Regions from separate parts of the Homo sapiens genome. Here region 2 is linked to region 1. The links are chromatin loops, found by intact Hi-C in ENCODE. Cell type or tissue: OCI-LY7. All regions are shown on one strand. Each heading gives the region's core, and the rest is flanking DNA. Links, peaks and the distances in the headings are about the cores only. Region 1 holds the start of MINDY3 (MINDY lysine 48 deubiquitinase 3). Region 2 overlaps MINDY3 (MINDY lysine 48 deubiquitinase 3).

Evidence for each region. A loop is a pair of places that touch in the nucleus more often than their neighbours do. Peaks named below come from ENCODE experiments on the same cell type or tissue, not always from the same donor. Only the 100,000 strongest peaks of a DNase experiment are listed, where the experiment ranks them.
Region 2: it touches region 1 in a loop (2.6-fold over the local background); 2 of 110 quality-filtered maps call a loop at or near these places.

Annotation. Positions count from the first base shown.
Region 1 is chr10:15,853,845-15,866,512 of GRCh38, forward strand. It overlaps MINDY3 (MINDY lysine 48 deubiquitinase 3), which reads right to left and starts at 6,663. Exons shown (of 15, transcript NM_024948.4): 1 at 6,362-6,663. The coding sequence starts at 6,455. It overlaps LOC124902383 (a long non-coding RNA gene), which reads left to right. Exons shown (of 4, transcript XR_007062071.1): 4 at 4,079-4,956. RefSeq lists an enhancer at 6,405-6,454. In OCI-LY7, for the core only: no CTCF peak of the experiment used is centred there; DNase peaks (open chromatin) are centred at 6,147 and 6,667; H3K4me3 peaks cover 2,849 bases; H3K27ac peaks cover 1,500 bases.
Region 2 is chr10:15,781,269-15,793,936 of GRCh38, forward strand. It overlaps MINDY3 (MINDY lysine 48 deubiquitinase 3), which reads right to left. Exons shown (of 15, transcript NM_024948.4): 12 at 7,979-8,051; 13 at 5,293-5,380; 14 at 887-958. The region is part of intron 1 of LOC124902383 (a long non-coding RNA gene); the gene reads left to right. Among named protein-coding and RNA genes, the nearest start is that of ITGA8, 68 kb to the left of the region's middle. RefSeq lists a silencer at 2,768-2,968. In OCI-LY7, for the core only: no CTCF peak of the experiment used is centred there; DNase peaks (open chromatin) are centred at 5,993, 6,373 and 7,163; H3K4me3 peaks cover 306 bases; H3K27ac peaks cover 1,483 bases.

The DNA of each region.
Region 1 (12,668 bases), core at 2,332-10,331:
ACATTTCAAGGAAAATAGCCAGTGATAAAATTTCGAGCATTCAAGCAGTAACTTGGAACACTTGTGTCCACTACTGTGACTCTGACAGCTTCTCAATGCTTACAGATTGTTCCGATGACATCACTGGTAACAGAAACAAACGTGACTTCTGGTATGGTATAATGACATACACTAACACTTGGAAGATTGTCATAAACCAGTAGACTGATAATCTCCAAATCACTGATGTATACTGTTATAAATTAATGCAGAGGTAAGAGATCTATTAAAACTGCAAGACAGACCAATGGATTTCAATTTAACAGAGGATGAAAAGTTACATGATTTGGTTTTAGATTTCGTATTGCAACTAATCTCTACAATACTCTGATGTGTCAAGTTTTGGTGTGGTATTAAAGAAGATTATGTGTAATTATCTGAAAAGGCTACTACCATACTTCTCATGCCTTTTCCAATTGCATATGTGAGGCCAGATTTTCTGCATCCACTTCAACCAAAATAATATATTGCCACAGACTGGAGAAGCCAGTGTAGGAATCCAGCTGTCTTCTAATATGATAAACATTAAAGAGATTAGCAAAAATGTAAAACAATGCCAAGAGTCTCACTAAGTTTTAAATTTTTTGAGTTGAAGTCCTCAATCATTTTTAACACTGTAATGGGGACCTGAGTTCCAAAAACTTGAGAGCCACTGGCCTAGGAGAAGAAGTAAATTTTAGAAGGCTTTTAAGTTAAACATATGAGGAAAAATGAAAAAGTGAACAGGTGTTATATTGAGAGTGAGAGGAATGAGAAGGGTACAGAATTGAGGAAAGTGTTAATTCCAAAAAACATAAGGAAAGAACTAAGAGAAGCACTGAGGGCTCAGCTAAGATTTAACTACATTTGTATTGGTGCTGGACACAATTTTCTCCAGCAATACACAGCAGCCTGGGAGATCAAAAATAGGACAAATGGAGAACTGGAATAGAGAAGATACATGTAACAAATTTAATAAGAAAGTGACAACTAAGGTTTCTGGTTATGTTAAAACAACCAAATTTAAGGTCCAACCTAGGAACAAGAGATGAAATCTTCACTGTTTGGCCAGCTCTTCTACTGAGAATAAGGAAAGGGACCCTAGTGTTGTACCCAAGTGCAGAGGCAAAATTAAGATCTGCTAAACTTTTCGTGTATGAAATTAAAGTGTGAATTAGTAATGGATCTTGCCTTCCTTAAAAATTTAAATCATGTAACTCAATTATCCACAGGTGGGGCTTTCAGTTGGAAATGCGTTACAGTGAGTTGCTTTTGTACTTTTAATATTAAAAGCCCATGGAGTGAATTCTAAGCAGTTATGCTTCATGCCAAATTCTGTTTAATTCCAGTATACATGTTTGAGTGTGTTAACTGATAACGGACAAAGGCTAGTAGAGCCAAAATGAAATAAAGTCAGCTAAATGAAAATTAAGTATTCTATCCTAAAACAGGACTATGCTGAGTAGACTTCTCTTTTCATAATAAGGTTTTACTTAAGTTTGAATTTCTCAGGACACAGCATTACTTTTCTTCTCAAGAGTTCTCATACTCAAATTATTTCCTAGTTTTAAAAGGACTTAACTTACCATAAATGGCCGTTTTTCCTGATTACGTCTGAAATTACCCATCTTAAAACACCTAATCCTACGTAGACAATTTTGTATCACATTACACAGTACTACAGATCACAGAAAAATCTTTCTCATTTTCACATTTTATAGCTCAGAACCAGGGTAAACCTGAGCCATGAACCTCATCGCAATTTTTCAATCTCTTGTTTTCATATTACTTACTATACATATACACATTTTGCACACCATTTTGACAACTATACCTTCTACAATTCTAGCCTTCCATGTAAACAAGGCTATAGAAAGACTTAGTTTGACATCCTGGCTGAGTCAAATATCTCAATTGGACTTCACATCTAAAAAAATGAGGATAACTACATTTGTTCTTTCCTATCTTTCAGGGTTGTTGCAAAGATTAGGTAAGATTTTCATAAGCTGTAAAATATAGTACAAATATAAGATATTATCACAGATACTTTCAAGTATTTGAATAATAAAACAAATTATATATTCAAAGTACCAAGGAATTAATTTTGTCATATATGCTTACCAATTACGAATTAAGAAATATTGGTTGTTAGGCAAATTATAATTTAGGTATGTTGAAGAAAGGAAAAATATATATAAGAGAATGTTAAAAACTTCCAAAAACAACAAAAAAACTTTTAAACGATGTGATCCACAGTATTAGCTTCACTTTGGAAGAAAAATTAATGATGTTGGTGTGTCATTTTATTACTTTGATAAAATAGTAAATCACATTAAAATAAATACCCAAACACGCCTTTAAACCTTAAATTAACCCAACTGTATTAACTCCTAATATATTTTATATTTATATTTTAATGGATCCCTCAATTTTCCTAAGTTATTTGTTAAATATCTTTTTTTCATATTACGTAACAAAAATTGTGCTACACTGAAAGCCCAAAGCTCTAATTTCAATCAACTACACCTACACGCCCCTCTTCCCCTGGGGAAAAAGAAAAAAAAAACCCACCCACTGTACTGCTACAAATAGCAAAAATAAATCTCTCTCTGACTAGTCTTTAGGAGAAACAATAAAATAACTGGAAGAAGGAAAATAATTGGAAGAAGGAAAAATGGCTATAAGAGTTTACACTCTCCCTCAGGCGTCAGCAAACTACAACCCTCATCTGCTTTCATGTTTTAGAATGCAGCCACACCCATACTAACCATGGCTGCTTTTGCTGCAATACCATTAATGAGCTGAGAGGCAATAAAAAGGCCACTCACCCTTTAAAGAAGTTTGCCAAACACTGAGCTAAGCAATCAATATTGAAAAGAAAATAAATTCCAAATAAGTCAAAATGTTTTTATTTATACAAGAAATACTACTTCTGTTAGGTCTAGCTGATTCTTATTTTGGTTCTGTTTGGTTGTGGTCACTCTGTCCGCTTCTTACCATCTCCACTACCACTACTCTGGTCCAAGATAGCATCTTTTCTCCCCTGGACTGCTGCCATTGTCTCTTATCTGATCTTGCTGTCCCAATCCACTACAGTCTATCCTCAAACACAGCAGGCAGATCAGTCCTTTAAAAACTTGTCAAGTAGTATCTCTCCTTTGCTTCAAACCTTCGAAGGACCCCTATTTCATGTATAAGATGAGTGAAAGTCCTTCTAATGGCCTAGAAAGCTTTATATGATTTGGGCCATTTCATTTCTTATATCATCTTTTATTACTCTCCTTTTCCTTTATTCCCCCTCCTGCCACACTAACTTCCTTCTTGTTCCTTAAACAGACCAAGTGTATTTTCTGTGAAGTTTTTTATAACTACCATTTGTTCTGCCTGGAGCACTCTTTCTTCCGACTTCTGCATGACTAGCTGAGTGACTCCAAGTGTTTGCTCAAATCTCATCTTAAAATGAGGCCTGACCAGGACACCCCACCCAGAACTCTGTATTTCCTCATCTTCAAACTATTTATTGTACATGTGTAATTTATGCTACGTTATATTTACTGTTTGTCTTCCCTCCCACCCTACTGACTCTCAACTGTAAGAGCTTGGAATACTGGTGTAGTTTGTGGGAAGGGGGGAGGATAAATAGTGTTAATGAGCTAAGGAAGTGAAAATTATATGCTATTCTTTAAAAAGTACTATAGGCAATTGAGCAGGAGGAAAGCAGAGAGAAGAATAAATTTTCACGTTAAAATAAAACCCTGCCAACTTTAAGCCCTTAAATTACATGGCTTATTGCCTTTAAAATTAAAACTGCCCAAAAAAAGAAGAAGAAAAAAAACACCCCGCATTTTTTAAAACGAACAGGGATTTGTAGAAGAGAATTATCTAAAAATGTCAAGCCAATTAAAAACAACTATGTGCCACTCCTGCAGCTTATTGTTTTAACAACCATATCAAAAGAATTTAACTTGATCAATCAATATAATTTTATAGATGAAATATCTCTAGACATAATTGTATAAATATTCATGCCAAACATCTTACATCTGTATCTTGCTTCCAGAAAACTAATGAGACTGCAGTTGTCAACTGAAGACACGATCACAGACTATGAAATAAAGCCAGAGTTGATGTCACATTAGTAATGCAGCAAAGCAGTGTCTTGTGCCTGTTCCCACAATCCCAAAGGACTGCCACAGCAATATTTAGCAATGGCCTCAAAGAACAAACAAATGAATACAACAGTTAACATATCAAAACCAGTAACAGGACCCCTCTGATTCAGAGGCGATAACTTCAAAAATATATGTTTGGTTGCCTTAAAATCTTAATCAGTGTAAGGCCTTGAAGAGCTACATATCCAAAATATAACTAACTGCACCCTGTAAACGAAAAAAAGAAAGAAATCCTTTATTTTGAAATGGTACTGATGGAACTAATCCTGTTAAAGAATTTCTGCATGATTAAAGGTGGCAGAGCGTTCTAATAAGTCATTATAAAGTTCTATTTAGAATAATGATTAGCCATCAAATAAACAACTTATTGTAATTGTCAGGAAAAAGCCAAAGAGTGAATTTGGCATAGTCTACAATTAAACACTTTTTAAAATAATATAAAAACAGCTACCATATACTGAGTGTTCACTATACGTCAGATAGTGTGCTAAGCACCTAAATTATTTACATGGCCTCTAATCCTCACAATAACTCTGTAAGGTCTATTATCTGTACTTTACAGAGAAGGAAACTGAGGCTTAAATAAGCTAAATCACATGAACCTGAACCAAGTACATCTATTCCAGACTGTGCTCTTAACCATTACTAGAACTGCCACCCTGAATCTTCCTTGTATTTGCATTACAGTATAAATATAAACAGGGCTGAATATTATCTTATTCTACTTTGTAAAATGTTTAATAAATGTTAACTGATTACAATGGAAGTAAATTTTTTCTTAGTCTTTCACAGTATTTTAGAGCTGCTTACTATTAGAATAAGTAAGTCAAAGTGGGAAGTGTTAAAATAAAATCTCCCTCTAAGAAGCCCAAGATTAGGTAACTGACATAATTGAATGTGAAAAAAAAGAGCCCAAGTCATTACATGTAGGGTTTGGGAACTCAAAGGAAGATAATGAAAACAGAGGTATATTAGGAATCGAGAGACCTGGAATCCACTCCCAGTTCTATCGATTTGTGCAACTTTGGCCCAGTCATTTACCTTTACAACTAATTTTTTTCGCCTGCAAAGCAACAGTGAGGGACTAAATATCCCAACTTAACAATACATCGTAATTGTAATTTTACCAGCTCTTAAAACAAACATGTGGGAGGGAGGGAGAGATTACGTAAATCCTGAATTTTTGTTACAAAATACACGTTTTGAAATAGGGGTTTATATTTACTATGCCAAAATTCCGCCCAATCTATTTCGGGAACAGGTGTTCCCTAAATAGATGTTTTAATAATAATAGTGTTTTACATACATAAATTATTGATCCTTCTGACTCAAGGTTATGTTTTAACCTCATCATCATCTTTCCTAAGTCACCTTTAGGAATGTGTCAGTTGTTTGCCTATCCAAACTTAAGAATTAGGGATAGTTACTAGTATAAAGCGCCCAGCCTGTTACAGTGCAAGAATTCAATAAATGCTTATTTTATTTCATTATTATTTGTACTAAGACTCTTCATGTAAGTAAAAGTCCTGTCTGGGTTACAAGCATACCGGCCGAGGAAGTACTATGATCCATATTCCTTTTTTAACCGTGACAGATAATAAACCATATAAAAAACGGGGATACTTTGGGCCAAGAGTACACTTTTTAGCAAATAACAGTGTTTATACACAGACTACCACGCCTAACCACATAATGACAATACAAACAAAAAACTGCTTTTTGGAATTAGCCACTTGGACTTTCCCTTGGACGTCCCTCCTTCTCACCAAAAATAGACCAACCACCACCAATAGACAGCTCTGTTAGGGGGTAAAGATGCGGAAGGCCACAGCACCCCTTGAGAAAGTGACACCGGGGCACGGGGCGCATCTTCCGTGTCACGCCCTGCAACCCAGCAAGGGGCCACCCTCTCCTCCTCCCCAGCCGAAGGGCAGCCCGGAGGATGGAAAGAGCGCTGCGGGTATTTAGTGGCAGCTGTAACCATTCTCCTACTCAAACTCTCCCCACCAAGGCAAGGCAGGGCGTGTCTAGAAAGTCCAGCTTCAGCGCTGAGCACGGCGACTGGGGCAGAGAGCGGGGCACGCGAGGGGCTGGAGCGAGAGGCGTCACAGGCGGACTCTCGCAGGGCAAAAGAAGCAGCGGCTGCAAGTGTGAGAGCCCCGCCAGGGTACCTTGCGTCCAGCGGCAGAAAATGGTGTCCGAGAGACCGGGGCTGCTCTTGGTGCCCCACACCAGCTCCATCAGCTCTTTAGTCAGTTCGGACATGATGAGGAACCGGCGGGCGGATCTTCGCTTTGCGGACTCCTGCCCCGGAACATGGGGAAGGGGCAACTCCGGAAACAGCAGCTGCGGGACGGCGGCGGCAAACGAATTGGAAGGTGAGGCAGGAAAGAAGAAGGGGCTGAGAGCCACTTGCAGAGACCAAGCCTGTCAAGCCAGGTTGGGGCAGCAGCGAGTTTTCCGTACCGGAAGTGCTGGTGCCACTTCCGACTCCTCTTTAACTCCCGCCCCTTAAGGCTGAGGGCCCGGAAGTCCCCTCCCCGGAAGTGAAATTGGAGGCGGAAACAGGCACGGAAAGCGGTGGAAGTAGCTTCTGACCTTTCTGAACTGTCTGGGACCCTTTGGTGGGGTGGTAGTTTTTGTATTGGGAAGGGGCGTCGGCGTGTTTCTAAACTCCAGGAATACCTTCTTCCTCTACGCACTGCTCTGGGCTAAGCTGGAGGCTCTGAGGCCCAGGCACTAGGAATTAGAACATATGCCCATTGCTTGTATTTTTCAATATTAATTTTGCAAAACTAGAACTATAAGGCAATAGTTGAGTCACAGTGCGGTAACATCCGTGCCTTTGTAGGGCGCTTCTCATAAGCTGGAGGCTGTCCGCCTCTGTACTTCAATAAATCAAAGTCAGACCAACTATTACCTAAAAACATGGCAAAGAATGTGGCATAATGTGCATTAGAAATGCTTCCACCAGCTGCAACGCAGAATTACAAGGTATTTGTAGGGAAACAAATTCAGAGCAACCTGTTTGTAAATGTTACAGCATTTTCATCTCCAGTTTTTGACACTGCAGAGTGTGTGGGCAACACCTGGACTAAAGTTTAGGTTTTACTCATTAACTAGCAGTTAAATTGAGTTCATGTGAAAACTTATGTTTGTGCTGCTTAAAAAAAGAGGGCTTGTATTGCCCGAGCTTTGAATTTAAAACGAAAGGGCAAAATCTGATTTAAAAAAAAATACATGCTTTTATTTTGGTTCTGTAAGGTTTCTGTACTCCTTGGAAACCATATTACTTTGGGATGCAGTAATGCAATAGTTAAGAGGCCAAGCTGTGGGTCATACTGGCCCATATTCCTACCTTTTGCACTTACTAGCAAGTTACCTACTATCTACCTAGGCTTTTTTCTTTCTAAAAGGGAGATTGCATACATTTCATATATTGTAAGGAATAAATGGAAAAAGTAACACATACAAAGGATTTGGTGTACTTCCTAGCACATGGAAGGCATTTATGCAACAGTGGGTATTTTTTTTACCTCAAGAAGCCATTTTGTGGGAATTTGATGCAACAGTAGTTCTGACTTTTTTACCCATAAATTCTAGCCAGTTGTATTTTAGTATAATACGTTATGTTCTCTAATTTCAAAAACATGCAGTTTCATTGTAGAATACCCTTGCATTTGGCTAATTAAAATTAACCCTTAATTTAAAATCTTTTAGATTGCAAATAAGGTTTTGTTAATTTATGCTTTATTACTAGCTATTTTTTCCTATTTATACGTTATTTCTAATTTTATTTTAATTAATTTAATTTTATTTCTTCAGTACCCTTTACTGTAATTACAGGGACTTGCCCAAAGTGCCTGTAGTAGAGCCATAGCATTCCTTTTGATCTTTATTCCCTTTAGAATATCCCTTGCCTTGTTTTTGCAAATCAAATCTTACCTATCCTTCATGTCAGAGTGTGCATGCCAAACTTTCTCCAGTCATTACAATTGAAAGTAATAATTATAATTTCTGAGGCTTCATAGTACCTTATGTGTAACTTGCTTATGACAATTCCTATCATCATTGTATTTGCAAAGAGTTATTTGCTTTTCTCTTGGGATATAAATTTATGGAAGCAAAGAGCTGCCTATTCATAATTCTAGCATGGGGCCTTGAACATCACTGGATCTCAATAATTACGATTCCAAGGAACAAAACTTGCCTTTACTGGAAATAAAGAATTCATTATCTCTCAGCAAGTGAGAGATCGGGGAAGTAGTACTGACTGCTCCAGTTAAATATCTAATATTCGCATGCTGATTACAATTTACGTAATTCTTCCACTTCCTGAAAGACACAGAAGGGTCTATGTACATAGAGCTCATAACTGGCAGACTTCTAAGTTCAGAAGTGTTTCCACATTTGACTTTCTCCATTAATGTATGTAAATATTAATGGTGTAGTGTATATAACACTACATTTGTTTCCTTTACATTAATATAGATAGTAGTTATAAGTTTGATTACTTTGTTATGAAAAAACAAAAAATTGTACTTTCAAACTGTATTTTTTTAAACGAGAAATTTTTTGATCTATGATTTTTCTTAGTTTCCAGCTACAGTGATGCTGGCAAAATCCTGGATAGACATTTATATGAATGTCCTTTCCACTTCCACATTATATTTTTTTTTTTTTTTGAGATGGAGTTTCGCTCTTTTGCCCAGGCTGGAGTGCAGTGTCACCATCTTGGCTCACTGCAACCTCCACCTTCCAGTTTCAAGTGATTCTCCTGCCTCAGCCTCCTGAGTAGCTGGGATTACAGGCACCCGCCACCATGCCCGGCTAATTTTTGTATTTTTAGTGAGATGGGGTTTCACCATGTTGGCCAAGCTGGTCTTCGACTCCTGACCTCAGGTGATCCACCCACCTCAGCCTCCCAAAGTGCTGGGATTACAGGCGTGAGCCACCACATCTGGCCCACATTATAATTTTTATGTGTAATCTTTTAAATTTTTTAATTAGCAGGACATATCTTTAACAAGGAATATTTTACTTTTAAATTATTGGCTTAATTATTCATTAGGTATAACATTTAAATAGAAATTAATATTCATCAAAATTGTTCTTATTCAGTAATTATCTATAAATAAATATTTAAGTGAATCACGTTTTGCATCTATACCTGGTGCTGGATGAAAATGCCTTTCTCTTGTTATAATGACTTGGAAAATTATGTAAATGTTCTTTCATGTATTTATAACACTTCATATTTTAGCATATTGTTTTTCTCAGGACTGTCTATGGTTTCGATTAAACTTGTATCACTGAGGTGTATATAGGTTGCATTAATAATCTTTCACTTCCTATTTATATGTAAGTTTTATTAATAATACTTCTGTTTCTTTCAAATTCAAGTCAGGGTGCTTCCATAAAACTGGGCTGAGATTTCCATTATAATGAATTCTTTTTATCCATCTTTACTACTTCAGGCAACAAAATTAATTACTCAGCATTAAACTCTAACTCTGTTTAATTATTTTCCTGTCTTTCCTCAAACTTTTTTGCCAGATAAAAGCACAACAACTTTATTGCCTAGTTCCTAGCAACTAACATGAAAAGTACAATTCTCCAGTTGGAAACCCTGGACTCCTAATTTAGTGTATTTACATTACTCCTTACCTAGAAGAAATCAAATATTTCAAAAACTCACCCTGTCATAAGATTAATAACATTTAGGTGGGTCATTAAAACAATCCCATACTCATTTATTACTAAAACTTTTTCATTTGTATGTCCTCTGCCTTCCAATAGCAGCATAAATCTACCAAAGCAAATGAAACTACTTCCTTCTGCATCATCCTAACCTTATCTCAGCAGGATAATACTTGTCCAGCTGAGCAAACAAGTCCCTTTCAGACTCACCAACATCATATTCAAGGGTGGCATAGTGTAGCACTCCCCATTGCATCTCCTACTGACATTAATACATGGTGGTAAAGGGGAAGTGTCATTAAATGCTGGGTTAAATAAATTTAAACAGGTCATTCACTGCAACTCTCCAGGAGTGGGGATTGTGTTTAATGTTAACAGACACATTTGAATCATTTCATTCACTGAACTTCTTATATAATTTATGTTCTGCAAAATACTGTTAGGGAATCAGGGGTCTAATGAAATCGTCTCTTGAAATGGAATTAGAAAATCTGAATGTTAGTCCCCATATGGGCAGTAAGTGTGATGTTGGGTGAATCATTTAACTAGCCGTACCTTGCTTTCTTCATCTGTAAAATAAGAGAACTAAATATAGGTTACTTCTTAAGGTCATATTCACTGCAGGTCCTGTACACTTCTATGATTCTAAAAAGTGGCTGTCTTTAACTTGAAATGTATGGGGATAATGGGGAGAAAAAGAATATCGGAAACGTGTATGGAATAGAGAAATAATTATGGCATTATTCTTTAAGACATAGAATAAAAGAGGTCATTTGCCATTTTAGCACTTGTGCTAACATTATGAAATGAGAAGATAAAATTCCAACTTGTACATTAACACAAGACTAGCTATATAAAGTAACCATATAATATTTACACACTTGGATGTGTCATAGGCACCTCAAACTTAATATGTGCCAAATTAAACATGACTCTTCCCACAAACCCTGCTTTACTCTCAATGTTTCATATATCAGTGAATGGTGCCATGATCTACAAAAAGCTCATTCCTTAATGTTCTTGATTGTGATAGAATGAATAAATACTCTCTTTCAGGCTCAGTTACCACATTCATAAAATGATCTTATTAATAATTGTATCATACAGCGATTGTGATATTTAATAGGGAACATTAGGCACGAAAGAATTACAAGCATTGAAAAATACTATTCTTATGTTAGTTTTATTAATGATTTAGGCAAAACATTATAAAGGAGCAAAGATGGTGTATGAATTATTTCTGCATTGAACTGGGGAAAACCAGAGAAGTTTGACCTGGATAAAATCTTGACTAGAGAAAAAAGGGAGGATGTGCATTTTATGCTTAAAATACTCTCGTGGCAGAATCTTAGCATTTGTGTTAGTAAAGAGAGATGAGTCAGGAATATCGGGTTATGGAGGGTGTAATGGACAGAATTCTGTCCCTCCAAAATCCATATATTGAAGCCCTAACCCCTGATTAAACTGGGTTTGGAGATAGAGCCTTTAAGAAGGTAGTTAAGATGAAATGAAGTCCTAAGAGTGGATTCTAATCCAATAGGACTGATTTCCTTCAAAGAGAGGAGAAAGAGACACCAGTGCATGATGTCTCCCTCTATACCAAAAAGGCCATGTAATGACACAGTGAGAAGGTTGCCGTCTACAAGCCCGGAAGGGAGGCCTCGCAAGAAACCAAACCTCTCAACACCTTGATTTTGGACCTCTAGACTCTGGAACTGCGAGAAAATAAATTTACGCTGTTTAAGCCATCCAGTCTGTGCTATTTTGTTATGGCAGCGCAAGCAAACTAATACAGTCTCTTAAAAATGTTAAATGTTAAATACAGGCATGCCTCAGAGATATTGCCGATTGAGTTTCAGATCATCACAATAAAGTGAATATTGCAATAAAGCCAGTCACACAAATGTTGTGGTTTCCTAGTGCATATAAAAGTTATATTTACACTACACCATAGTCTATTAAATGTGCAATAGCATTATGTCTAATAAAGACAATGGACATATATACTGTAATTTAAAAAATACTCAACTGCTAAAAAATGCTGATGACCATTTGAGCCTTCAGCAAGTTGCAGTCTTTTTACTTGTGGAGGGTCTTGCCTCCATGTTGGTGGCTGCTGATTGATCAGGTTGGTGGATGCTGAAGATTGGGGTCGTTGTGAAAATTTCTTAAAATAAGACAGTTTGTTGTATTGATTGACTTTTCCTTTTACAAAAGATTTCTCTGTGGCATGAGATAATATTTTATCCACAGTAGAACTTCTTACAAAATTGGAGTCAATCCTCTCCAACCCAGCTGCTGCTTTATCAACTAAGTTTATGGAATATTCTAAATCCTTTATTGTCATTTTCAACAGTGTTCATAGCATCTTCACCAGGAGTAGATTCCATCTTAAGAAACCACTTTCTTTGCTCATCCATAAGAAGCAACTCCTTATCCATTAAAATTTGATTGTGACATTATAGCAATTCAGTCATACCTTCAGCCTCCACTTCTAATTCCCATTTTCTTGCTATTGCCACCACATCTGCAGTTACTTTCTCCACTGAAGTCTTGATCCCTTCAAAGTCATCTATGAAAGTTAGAATCAATTTCTTCCAAACTCCTGTTCCTGTTGATACGTTGATATCCTTCCATGAATCACAAATGTTCTTAATGCTAGCCTTCAAGGTGGCAACTAGTGACCATGCCTCTTGATGGGCATGTCCTTGGGTAGTTCCTTTCCACATTGAAAAGACCCCAACTGCCTGACCAACTGGATATTGTGAAAGTAATGGG
Region 2 (12,668 bases), core at 1,972-9,971, 73 kb before region 1:
TATGTACTTAATTTACACTGTTTTCTGTAACCTTCCACAATTTAGATACATGAAGTCAGCATGGGCAGATCAAATTAAAAAGGAATGTTAGACCTTATTCCTTTAATATTAGCTATAACTAATACATATATATTATATATATATATATATACTATAACTAGTATGTACTGTAACTCATACTTGAATAAATGCAAAGATAATAGACACACAAAAAGGGGAAATCAATGCAGCCGAACTCTAGCTTTACGCCAGGTTGAGTACACCTGGCAGTGAATCACCTATGTGCTTTGTCAACGGTTAGCAAAGGAAAGCTGCAAAGCATCATGGGTAGGAGCATGGTCTCTGAGCTGGACTAAGTTTCACTCCCAGCTCTGTCATTTCCTGGCTGCTTGACCTGTAAAATGGAGATATACAGACAACACTTCCTTCATAAGGTGCTGTGAAACTTAAGCAAAGTACTTAATACAATTTCGGGTAAATGCTCAATATATGCTGACTATGAAGGTTATTTATTTAAAAATATTTTTTCCAGTAAAAAGTCTCACTGTTACCTCTTTCTTCCTTTAAATGGATAAGTAACAACTTTCACTGGACTAACTACGATGTTGATTTAGAAACACGCTACACTGCCAAGGGTAACGATCTGTATGGGGGTGTATTTAGTCATGGTGAAACTACTGCTCTGAAGTCCAATGTCAGTTTCCAATGCAGACTAACATATACTGGTCAAATCCAAAGATGGCTGATTCTAAAATGTGTCCTCATAGTAAAGAGACTCCTGGAATAATCTTAGGTAGCAATTGTACGGGAATCGAACATTGTTACATACTCACATAATTATTTCATCAACCCAGTTGAACACCGACGACTACGTGAATTATCATACCTTTTCATTATAATTTGACTGCTTCAATCCATTGTAGTGGTAGACAGTAAAAGATTCTGGACCACTGGAGCCCTATTATAAATAAAGGACTATTAACACTTTAAATTATATTTATATCAGGCAATTTCTAATCAACTGAAAGTAAAATGCATGTTTCTCAAATCCTTATCCTTTGACTGGGGACTCATTTGACAAAAGAAGGAACTTAGGTTTATGGAGTTGTAACTACCAGAAAGCCCTGAAGTTGAAAGTGTTGCCTCTGAAGAAGATGCTGGAAAGTAGGGAAGGTTGATTTCCATTATAAGCTCTTCAGAACTAACTTATTTTTTTTTTAATTATGTGCATGTATCACTATAACTTTTTTCAAAAGACAAGCTTCTAAAACATTTGCTAAAGTATATCTCCTTTTCTATGTAAATAATTTGTTCCTCTCAATGAATTGAGAAAAGCAGTAGCATCACTTTTACTCAGACTAAATACACTTCCAGTATGTACCAATACTTCCAATTTGGCCCACGATGTTTAATTAGTGGTTTCTTTTCCAAAAAATATCCAATATTTGAATATTGTCAACCATTAATTAGTGAAAAGAGCACTGTGAGAAATGAAAACATACTTATAATGCTTAAGGCGATTTCAGTAATATTCAATAAAGAAAGGATATCCTATATATCACTAACAGAGTAAGCTTGTAGAAAAATGGGTCATGTTATTCCCACTATCTTAACCTTGCTTTTCAATTAGCTAAAGATCACGTTCAACCCTCTTAACCTGGCGTTCAAGGCCATTACAGGCCTGGCTCCCAGTGATTTCCCTCAGGGCCCCTGGCTGAGTCTGCCTGGATAGATCCCCCTTGTCTTCCTGGCCATATCCGATGGATACAAACAGGCACATGGCCCTCCTTAGAATTTTTTCCAACTGGAATTAAGGGAAGACAGCTGCTGGCAACTGGAGCTTCAGCTCCTACAGAAAGATAGGCTGTGAGAATGTAGCCACTTTAGAGACAGGGGATGGGAGGTGGAGACCTCCCAGTGCTGTTCAAGGACTCCAGGAGCACTTTCCCGGTGCTTGCTTCTTCAATTCACCTGAGCTACTCCTTCCCCTTCATGTATTTTCCCCCTCACTTATGCCAATTTAGGCTGAGGTTCTGTGACCTGCAATCATGAGTCTTAAAATCATACAGGGCTTAATCTACCTTTTTAGTCTTATCTCCAACTACTCACCTTTCTGAATTCTGTTTTGGACAAGCATGACTCATTTCATCATGAAAAGATCTTTTGTTGGCCTTTTGCACATTCATGATTTTTTTTTACTCTTCTCTAAAATGCCCTCCTCTCCTTCCTTTTTCCAGACCTGGTTTAAATCTTACTTTTTCTGTAAAGTTTTTCCTGGACACACTAGTTAGTTTTTTACTACACTGGAACTTAACCTTTATCATAACAATTGTCTAAATAATTTGAGAAGGAATCATATAGTACTACTTTGTATCATCTCTTCTATTATTTTGAAAGACTGTTTAATTTTTCATGTCTTACATTCCCAACTAAAGCCTAAAATTGTTTTGTATCCCACTCAAAATGCCTTACAGAAAATAGAAAAATCAATTTGATCGTTTCCTTAATTACAGGAGTCATTGCAATTAGTTACATAATTTGACTCTTGGCTATCAGAGTTAAATTATTTGAACTTAAATAACCATTTTCCTGTAACTGAATATAATTTATATTCCCTATTTCCAGTAATTAACTGGCATAAAATACAGAAATACCAACAAAAAGTAGTGTAGCCCACTGGTAAAGTGCATAGACTCTGTGGTTAGACAGACTATATTGGATTTCTGAATCAGCTACTAAAATACCTAGTGTATGACCTTAAACAATTGTCTTAAGTTCTCTAATCTTCAATTTCCTCATTGTCAAAAAATTCCTGAATCAGCTACTAAGATACCTAGTGTATGACCTTCAACAATCGTCTTAAGTTCTCTAATCCTCAATTTCCTCATTGTCAAAATGGGGAAGATAATAGTATGGTGTTTGGAAGGCACACAGTGCCTGATGGAGAGTATGTGCTTGGGAAAGGGGAGCTGCTTCTGCTATTCTTATTTAAACGAATGGTCTTGAAAAGCTTATAAATATTACCACTTTTTTCTTCCTGCATCAGCCTCTACATCATAGCAAATAAGTGTTCTTCCACAGGACCTACTTGAAGCATTGTAAAGATTACCGAAGTTAAATATTTTCCTGGCTGTCCTTGTCACTCCAGTTTTGCAACTTCATTTATTTGTGGCTGATTAAATAAATGTTTACTGGGCCTCGTGAGGTGGCTCATACCTGTAATCCCAGCACTTTGGAAGGCCAGGACGGGTGGAACACCTGAGGTTAGGAGTTTGAGACCAGCCTGACCAACAAGGTGAAACCCCATCTCTACTAAGGATACAAAAATTAGCCAGGCCACCATATGTAGTCCCAGCTACACAGGAGGCTGAGGCAGGAGAATTGCTTGGACCAGGGAGGCGGAGGTTACAGTGAGCTGAGATCGTGCCACTGCACTCCAGCCTGGGTAAAGGAGCGAAACTCCATCTTAAATAAATAAATAGTTTACGGAATGATCACTATATTCATCTGTTAGGGACAAGGCAGTATGTGACTAATTGCCAAAAGGAGTGTTGAGTCACTATGCATTTTGTGGCTACAGGGGAAAGGGGACATCAGTGGTATGTAGGGCATGATCGGAAAAGATCTATGACACCGAGGGCGTCTGAGCTGCTATAGGATGGGAACAGATGGGAATAGGTGGGACTGTGACAGGTCTTCCTCTAAAGCAGCTGTTCTCTAACTTGGGCCTCCAGATCACTTGCAGGGCTTGTTAGACCACATTGCTGCACCCACCCTTAAAGTCTCTGCTTCAGGGAGAAACCTGAGAATTAGCATTTCTAACAAGCTCTTGGAGATCATACTGAGAACTCACTGCTCTAAAGGTAACCAAGAGCAGGATCACATGCTCGTGGGAGGCAAACAGCATGAACTATACAGACAATGAGACAAACCAGGCCCAGGTGGAGAGTGTCTTCAGAATAGCAGGCAACAAGTAAACAGTGAGAGAGGAACACAGAGGCAACAAACAGTACAACCAAATGGAAATGTCTGTTACAGGCGAAAGAGAAGGGACTAGAACCCTCTTTTTACCTAAAAAATTACTACAAGTAACTGTCTCACTTTACATTTCTCACTTTTCAAAATCTTCCCCAAATTAAATTAAAAACAGGAATATTCTTTTTATTATAACTAAGAATCAACATTTCTATCAAAAGTTCCGATAGCAGCCTTGAAATATAATTAAAATTAATACTGTCTCAAAGTTTAAGATGGTATAATGTATTATTAATCCAGATATCCAGTCAGAATGTGAACAAAGAGGATATCACACTGAAGGGTCTAATGTCGGACAATAAAATCTAATTTTTCATGAAGGCTTTAAGACCAAAGTTTTAAGAAGTCCAGTAGTCTACATTGTCTACATTGTGATATCCTCAGTTACTTTTTGAATCTTACCTCTTTCTTAACAATTTTATCTTGAGTTTAACAATCTTTTTTAACAATTACATTCTGAATTTTAGTAATTATATTTTGAAATTTTCCCTCTTGCTTTTAAATTTTTTCTATTTGTCAATATGTCTCTCTAATAATAGCGGTAAAATAGAAATTGGAATGTCTATTGCAACAATGAACTTCAGTGCAAACTATACTGATATCTGATAAAATGACCATGATATCTGTTATCTAGTTAAGTAATTTGATTTAGTGGTAAAATGCTTCACTTAGAGAACAAAGACAGAAAGATGGGTATTGGATATAGAACTGGCTTGCCAATGATGCAGATACAACTCAAAAACATTCAGGTTGGCCCAGATGCCTCTGCTATTCCAGGTAACTGAGCTCCTATCAAAGCCCAGTGGAAGACATGTCCCAATGGGAAACGGCCCAGACCCACTTAGGTTTTAATTCTCCAGGAGCTTAGCTTCACTAGCTAGGGGCTTCTACTACCCACAGCCACCTTGACCTCTTCTCACAGTATTTAACAGCTTCCTGAGAGAAGAAAAGTGGGGGTGGGAGTGGAGAAAGAGAATCTTTCTCTTTTTACTCCTCAAACTTCCGAACTGTTCTCTCCGTATCATTATGTGTATAGACTGGTGTCTGCGTCATCTTCTGCTGCCCTCCCCATCAAGGCACTGCGTTACCGTATTCGAACACACATTCCCTCTGTCTGGGAAGGTTTCCATGTAACGGTGTTTTCTCAGTCTCATATCTGCGCATTAGGACATTGTACAGAAAGAGAAAATGCTGCAAACAATCACAGGTAATCATCCCAACAGAATAACAATGAATATATTTCCTCAACTATGTTACCTGATCAGGAAAAAATTCTTGAAGAAATGGGCCCAATAATATGATTCCTAATCCTTCTGGATCTAATTTATTCTTCATGAGATTTATACTACGGGGAGAAAGAAGAAAAACAGTGGATACCAGAGGAAAAAAAAAAGCTGCTTTTCTTTCATGATTAAATTACTGGTACTACAACACATTCGGCTGCCAAAAACACTAAGAGCTGTTCTTTTTAGAACCTTAATGACAAATACACAGGAATGACATCTAATTTGCCAAACTTGGTTATTTTTAAACTAGAGTAATCTGTTACTATTTAAAATTTAAATTGTGATGACTTTGGAATATTGTTCCTTATTAGGTAAAGTAATTTAAAAACCAAGGTTTATAAACTCAAGCTTGTAACTTCCCAAAGGCAAATTCTCTTTGCTTCATAGGTATGCCTGAATTTAACAAATGAGGCATTTAACTAACAAAATGTTTTTCTTTTTCTCCTTGGGCTTAAAATACAGGGTCAAAAGGCAGTGGTACATCAGATAATAGAAAACATCTCTTAAAAAGCTTACTTTTAAAAACTAAATGAGATAGCAGCTTAAAATTCATAGACAATGTAATTTGAAGGTTAAAGAGCTACATTAATTCTCAAAGAGCTAATGCGTCATGAATGACAGTGACTGATATATACTGTATTGGTCCAGCAGCAGCCTAAAGTGCATACCAGCCCTTACAATGCAGGTGTACCAAGGCTGGTGACAGGTGGTGTTATGTGTGACTAGAAAGAAGGAAGAAGAAGGCAGAAGAAGGCAGACTGCAGTTTAATGGGTTTAAAAATGAAAATAGTCTTCAGAAAAGTTTTATTTTCCTTGCTATCTCAAACTATAAAGGCCAAGTTAAATCTACCTTACTACACAACATGCAAAGTGTTGTGTTTGGGGATTTCAGGTGGTTCTAGTCAACCACCTTCCTCAGGGGCAACTTCTCTCCTTTCAGTTTGCCTCTTCGGTCTGGGTCAGTTACCAGGTGTGCCTTTCACAAAAGGAGTTAAAGCTATTCTTGTGAGGGTAAGCTATGTTTTAAGGTTTATGAAAGCTGCATCTGCGCTGACATAGCCATCTCTCCCGGAAACACCTGGGTCAGGCTGCCTCACAGACCTCCTACCTGACGTCTAGTATTGGCCCTGTGAGATACTTTTGTGGGCCTGTGGCTATCATTCTTGTATAGTATACTGTACAAAGGATATGGCATTTTAATGAGTCTGAGTAAGGCCGGGAAGTTATGATGAAACAAATGAAGGCAGGGTCATTTGTGTTTAATTCATTTAATCCTTAGGATGGCCCAGTTATTTCATGGGCCATTCTGTATTACAGTTGTAAATAGGCCAAAGTAGAGTGAATACTTCAGTCCAATCTTTCAACTACTTCAAGAAAAACAACCTGATTGAATCAATTGTACTAACTTCATGATTCAAGGTACGTTTTCCATCTGATAAAACAAGGAAAATTAGGTAGATGATATATAGCTATGGAAGAATTTGGAAAAAAAAAAACTTTCTTCTTTCTCTTCCTTGTCTTAGGCTGGTCAGTAACAAAAATTACTTGAGTTAATTCTCTTTTGTAAATTAGAGCAGTGTAAACAACATGGTCTCTACTTGGAAATAAAGTTAGAAGAAGTATAGTAATTACTATCATACCATTTGTTGGACTAGTTCAACACTCTGAATTTCTCTTTAAATTGAAAACAATTATTCATTTATTAATATTTCTAACTATTGAGAATGGATGAAATCACAGCTCTGAGTAGTAAGCTTGAGACACATTAATTCAGATGTGGCTAGTTTATGTGTATTGCATACTTTCAAAGAAAGTATGACTGAACTCATCTAAAAACGGAACAAGACCAAATTCTAAAAACGGTGTCTACCAATGTTTCCTGTTGCTTTTGCTGAACTCTTTCATTATGTTTGATAAGCTCAAGTTTTTGCATTCTTAGAAAAACTTGCAGAAGGAAAAACTATGCTGAAAAAAGGAGTAAAGGTCCTATCTTAACTTTTATTCCCATATTTGATCAATACATGTATCCACTTAAGAAGAGTTATTTTTTCATGGATAATAACTAAAGATCTTAATCTACAGAGGAAGTTGTAGATGTAACAATGCATAAAACATAACAGTGAGAATGAAGACAATGACAGGATCCTAAGAAAATACTGAAAAACGATATGCCATAATATATTGCAGCCATCCCTAAAAGTTTCAGGTCAGTTAATTTAATCATTTAGAAATGTTAGATATCTTTGATCATCTTTATTTAAGAGGGAAAGTCAGAGGCCTGCTGGTTATTTAAGCAGGGCAACTAGCACCATCTACACAGAACCGTCATTACTTTACTGAAGATACTAATGTCACATAAAATTTTAAGACGTGGGGAAGTGTTTGCAGAGAAACTTTTTAAAGTTTATAGAAAGACACTTTTAGCATTTTTTAAAAAGCAGGACAGTAATTGCTGGGTGGGAAAGGAAACTCAATTTAAGTATGTCAAGTCTGCTATAATATTGGATTAGTTCGATTTCTTAATCTTTGCCTTACATAGATTGCTATGCTTCATATATGCAGATATAGATTTTTAAAAAGGCAAAAAATGTACAATATGTCTTAAACTTAATCGAATCTTTTTGAGTTGGCTAAATAACACTTCCTATTTAGCTTACTATTCAGGATCTGAAACAAGGTCCAATGCTTTCATCACATCTTCCAGAAGTGAATCGGGTATGAATCCATTATCTAGGGGGGAAAAAATCAGAAACAACTTGAAATAAGAATTTACTTCAAGAAATGCTATTAATGCTGATCAGGTTCCAGGAAAAAAAAATCGCATAAAAAATACAAAGAGTTAACATACTATTCCTTAAGTTTATTTTAGGCATAGTGCCTATTGCTATTAGAGACCCTCTTCTATTTGTTTTCTTGGAAACATCGGCAAATACTTAAAAATATTTTTTAACTTGAGAACTCCGACGAAAGCTTAAAGTCAAATTACTTGATCTTTAAACAGTGTTACAGCGTTAAGTGGGTAAAATATTTTTCTACTTAAAATCTTAGGTTTATCTTTCAATAAACAAAGTAAACCTTTACATTTGCATTTAACAATTCAATTAAAATAATTCTTTACCAACAAATTCCCTTTGTCACAATGTTATTTAGTTTCTTGAAGGAATGTCAGTGATCCACTGATACTTAGACAACTGACAGATTAACAGCAAAGGTATTCTAAAACAGACTTGGTGATTTAAATGAAAGCTGTAGGTTTAAAAAAAACAGCCCTGAAATGAAGAGTCAAACTAATGCTGATGATGACTACTTTATGGAAAATGGTCCAAACTCTGATGATGCAACAGACCATGACACACACAAAGTCCTTGTGGGGTAGTTTGAAATGAGAGTGGTTTTAAACAAAAGTTGTTTATTCCTTAAATGTACAGTGCCCAATTTTCCCTATCCATTTACTCATTCCTGAAGATTGTCTCAGCTTTAAATCAGCTTCCAATGTCCTTCAGGGATTAGATGATTAAAAAAAAAATCTTGCCATGGAGAACAAGATGTCCAAAAGCCCTGCTCCTATAATCAAACTACAGAATAAAGTGTGCAGTTGCTCTTTCAGGGTGTGGAATTGTACACTATCTCTATCAGAAAGGAATGAAGTTATGATTGTAGAAAGGTCTTTTCTATTCTTAAACCTCTTTTCTATTCTTAAACCTCATAAGGAGCTGTTTACCCATTTGAAGACAGATTGGCCTTGACTAAAAGGTTATGAGTCATCTAGAATAATTAAAAATGTGCAATTTTTTAAGTGAAGGGTTTAGAGTAATTCCAGTTTGTTAAGTTACCAATAATTTGAGGTACTGAGAATAAAGACGACCTTGGTTGAAGGCACTTGTGAAAACATTCAAGCTCTGGCTCTGTGGGCTTAGCTTTGATGAGTCTGATCACTGATTTTGCTTAAGTTAAGTCATAGCTAAAGGCTCAGCGTCTCCGAATGTGAAACAGGCTTTATGTGGCCACCAACAGACAGGAACAATTAGGTTTCTGTGTTTATAGGCTATATCCATTTGATATTACAGGTGGAGTCTCCCTCATCCAAAATGCCTGGGTCTAGAAATGTTTTAGATTTCAAATTTTTTCTGGTTTATGAATATTTGCAAATATATAATGGCTGAACATCCCTGATCTGGTCCAAAATCTGAAATGCTCCACGGTGTCATATTGGCACTCAAAATTTTGGAGGATCAACCTTTCGGGTGAGGGATGCTCAGTCTGTACACCGTTTTTCAGGAGCACTGACAGCATGTACTTTGTCATGGCTGGCAGCCTTTCCGCAGAAACCATAACCTGCAACTCAGTTCCCACCCCAACCAAGAGCTAATTGGCAAATGACAACAAAAACAACAATGTGACCTTCTTAACAACATGCTTATATATGATTAACCTCAAGCTTAAACATTTTTAAGGTAGCTATGAGATTTACAACTCATAAGCACAGATATTCTGAAGTGTAACCATAACTGTACCCGGTCAGTAACTCTACATTTTGTACATTTAGTATTTTAAAACTAAAGATGTAATAGAATTTTCTCAATAATTCAAAACTTTTAATATACTCAAGATTAGAAGAGATTTCAAAATTATTTTCCTTTGTAGAAGACTTACTTTGACATGTTAACCATACCTACAAAAAATTCCTTAGAAAAAGGCCAGAATCATTAAGTGTAAAAACAGATGAAACCTAGGTCATCTGACATTTCACCAACTGACTCCCTAGAGAATAAGGAAACAGAGGCACAAAGATGAAAAGACAACCTCAAAGTCAACAGCAAAGGAAATCTCAGAGAATACCATTTGATTAGTCAAGCAGATCTATGAAGAACTAAAAGAAAAAAATAGAACTTGCATACACTGGTAAATTAACTACATAGATATCAACACAAAAGAATGGGGACTATGAGGCAGGGCAAGCAAAAGAGGGCAGAGCAGCCAGGATGGGAAACGGCTAGCATGTACATACTGTAATGCTGTTGGATTGTGGCTGAAAGGAGGAAAAAAGCTGTTGGTTTAAAATTTTAAAAGATTTTTACCAGTTGAATATCCAGATTGCTAAAAGTGTCAAGTCCTTAGAGATTGTGGGGAGGAATAACTCAATGCAAAGGAGCGCTGATGAAGGACAGTGAAAGTGAGGCATGTAATTTCCTGGATAAGATAACTATTTCATAACTGGGAGGAAACCTGAGTTGGGCTTTCAAAGGAAATATAAAACAATCAGGATTTCTGTCCTGAAAGATTAAGAAATAAACAGGAGAGCCTAGCAGGTCTCAATTTTAACAGAGATACTAGCTAAACTGGACACTGCAGGAAGAGAAGCCAAATGTTGGATACTCAAAACTAACAGAGAAGCTGGAAAAAGGTTTCTCAGAGTTGTGCAACAAACAGCTTATAAGGAAACTGTGAAGCCCACTGTACTTGAGACTAACATTTTCCATACACTGTGGGAGAGGGAGACTACAGTTTCTTGGGAATTAAAAAAAAAATAGAATTTAATAAAGCCTTAGTATTTATTAAATTGTAGGTCTATATTCCTATTGAAAAAGCAAGTGACCTTTTCCCCAAGGCCAAGTCACACACCAGAGCTGAGCTTTTCCAGACCTCTTTGGCATTACTTCTGGCTCCCCAGTGGGCAATGAGTTCTGGAGGGCAGGGAGTCCAGATCCCCAGGGCCTAGCACAGTGGTTGACTCATAGCTGCTCGTTAACATTTGTTACTTTTAATGATACAAGCTCATAAATAAGTAGCTCATTTATAGCTTGTACTGCAAATTCACTTTTATTATGGGATGGAAAAGGTACAAAATATGGTGGCACTATACAGAAAACTGTTAGCTGGGGATGCCTGACAGAAACAGTGCTAACAGTGACGGGAGGCCACAGCAAGGGCACAGGGAGGAGCATTTATTTAAAAGGAACAGAAAAGACAAGGCAATTCTAGAGAATGCCTAGGGAGTGGTGTATATTAAGCTCTACCTACAATAGTCCAATTATTCTTAAAGATTAAAAAAATGCAGTACACTGAAATCAGACAAAATATGGCTGTCAACATATTTTAGCAACTTAACAAAACAAACAGCTTCAGATTTAAAAGAAATGGTGTTGCTTCCTGACATATAATTGTACAAGGGGGAGGGGATAAAGGAGAAAGAAGAAAACAAAATTCATTATGTATAATGTGAAAACCTGTGATTAGCAGTTCAGACACTACCTATGTAGACCTTGATGTCTTTGGAGGTTATGGAATAAGCTCTGTGCCACACATTTTTTAAAAAAACAACACCATGGTTAATGTATTGAGTGCTGACTAATCATATAAAGTTACTCTTAAGTCCATTTTACAGATGAAAAACTGAGGTAGGAACTCGTCCAACATCACACAGCTAGTGAGGCGTAACGGATGGAGCCATTTTCCTGGTATCCAGAGGCACTAGAGAATTGTTGTTGTCCAGTATCTTTGATCATATTAATATATCTTTATCAATCATTTTACAATAATTCCTATAAAACATGTACCTGAATACGAAGCACATATCCAAACATTTTCTTCCACAAAAAAGACACACAAAAATAAACACTGTGGACTTTCTCCAAAGCTCATGTGGAACACTTTGAATAGACCTGATAACTGCTTCTCTTTAAGCTGAGTAAGTGTGCTAGTCTCCCCTTTCTGAATCTGAGATTAAACTGAGCCAATTATCTAGAGGTGATACATCAAGGTCCCACAGAAAGTACAATTTTGTTACTATTCAAATGAGAAATTAACAGTTAAAAACTATATTTTTGACCTTGTTTTATAAGTATGCTTGATATCAAAATAAGTACTGGGCTCCTAAGATCCTCAAGATTCTGAAATGGGCAGAAATTGCTCAACTAGAAGCGAGAATATCAAATCCTTACTCCATTAAATTAACAGTTCAAAGTAAACTTAAATTTAGAAAGGTTAAAAAGTACCTTTTTATGACTTTAGCCTTTCAAGAAAGATACTGGTAGTAGAGAGAAGGGGAAAGATTGCTGAAACACTTAAAATCTAGTCTTGGTTCTCACATTTAGGTATGTGGCTCTGGAGAAGTGACTCAAACCATCAAAAGGTTGTTCTCCAAAGAACAAAAACAAGGATGATGATCCCTGCCTATCTCCTAGGTTTGTGGCAAGGTTTTAATGAGGTCATGGAGGTAAAGTGCTTCAGAAATCGTAACATTCCACGCAAATGCCACACATCATTCTTAGATAGATCCCCAATTTCATACCAGGTTTATGCTCCAAACGATCAGTACTAAATCACTTGTTTACACTATGGAAGATG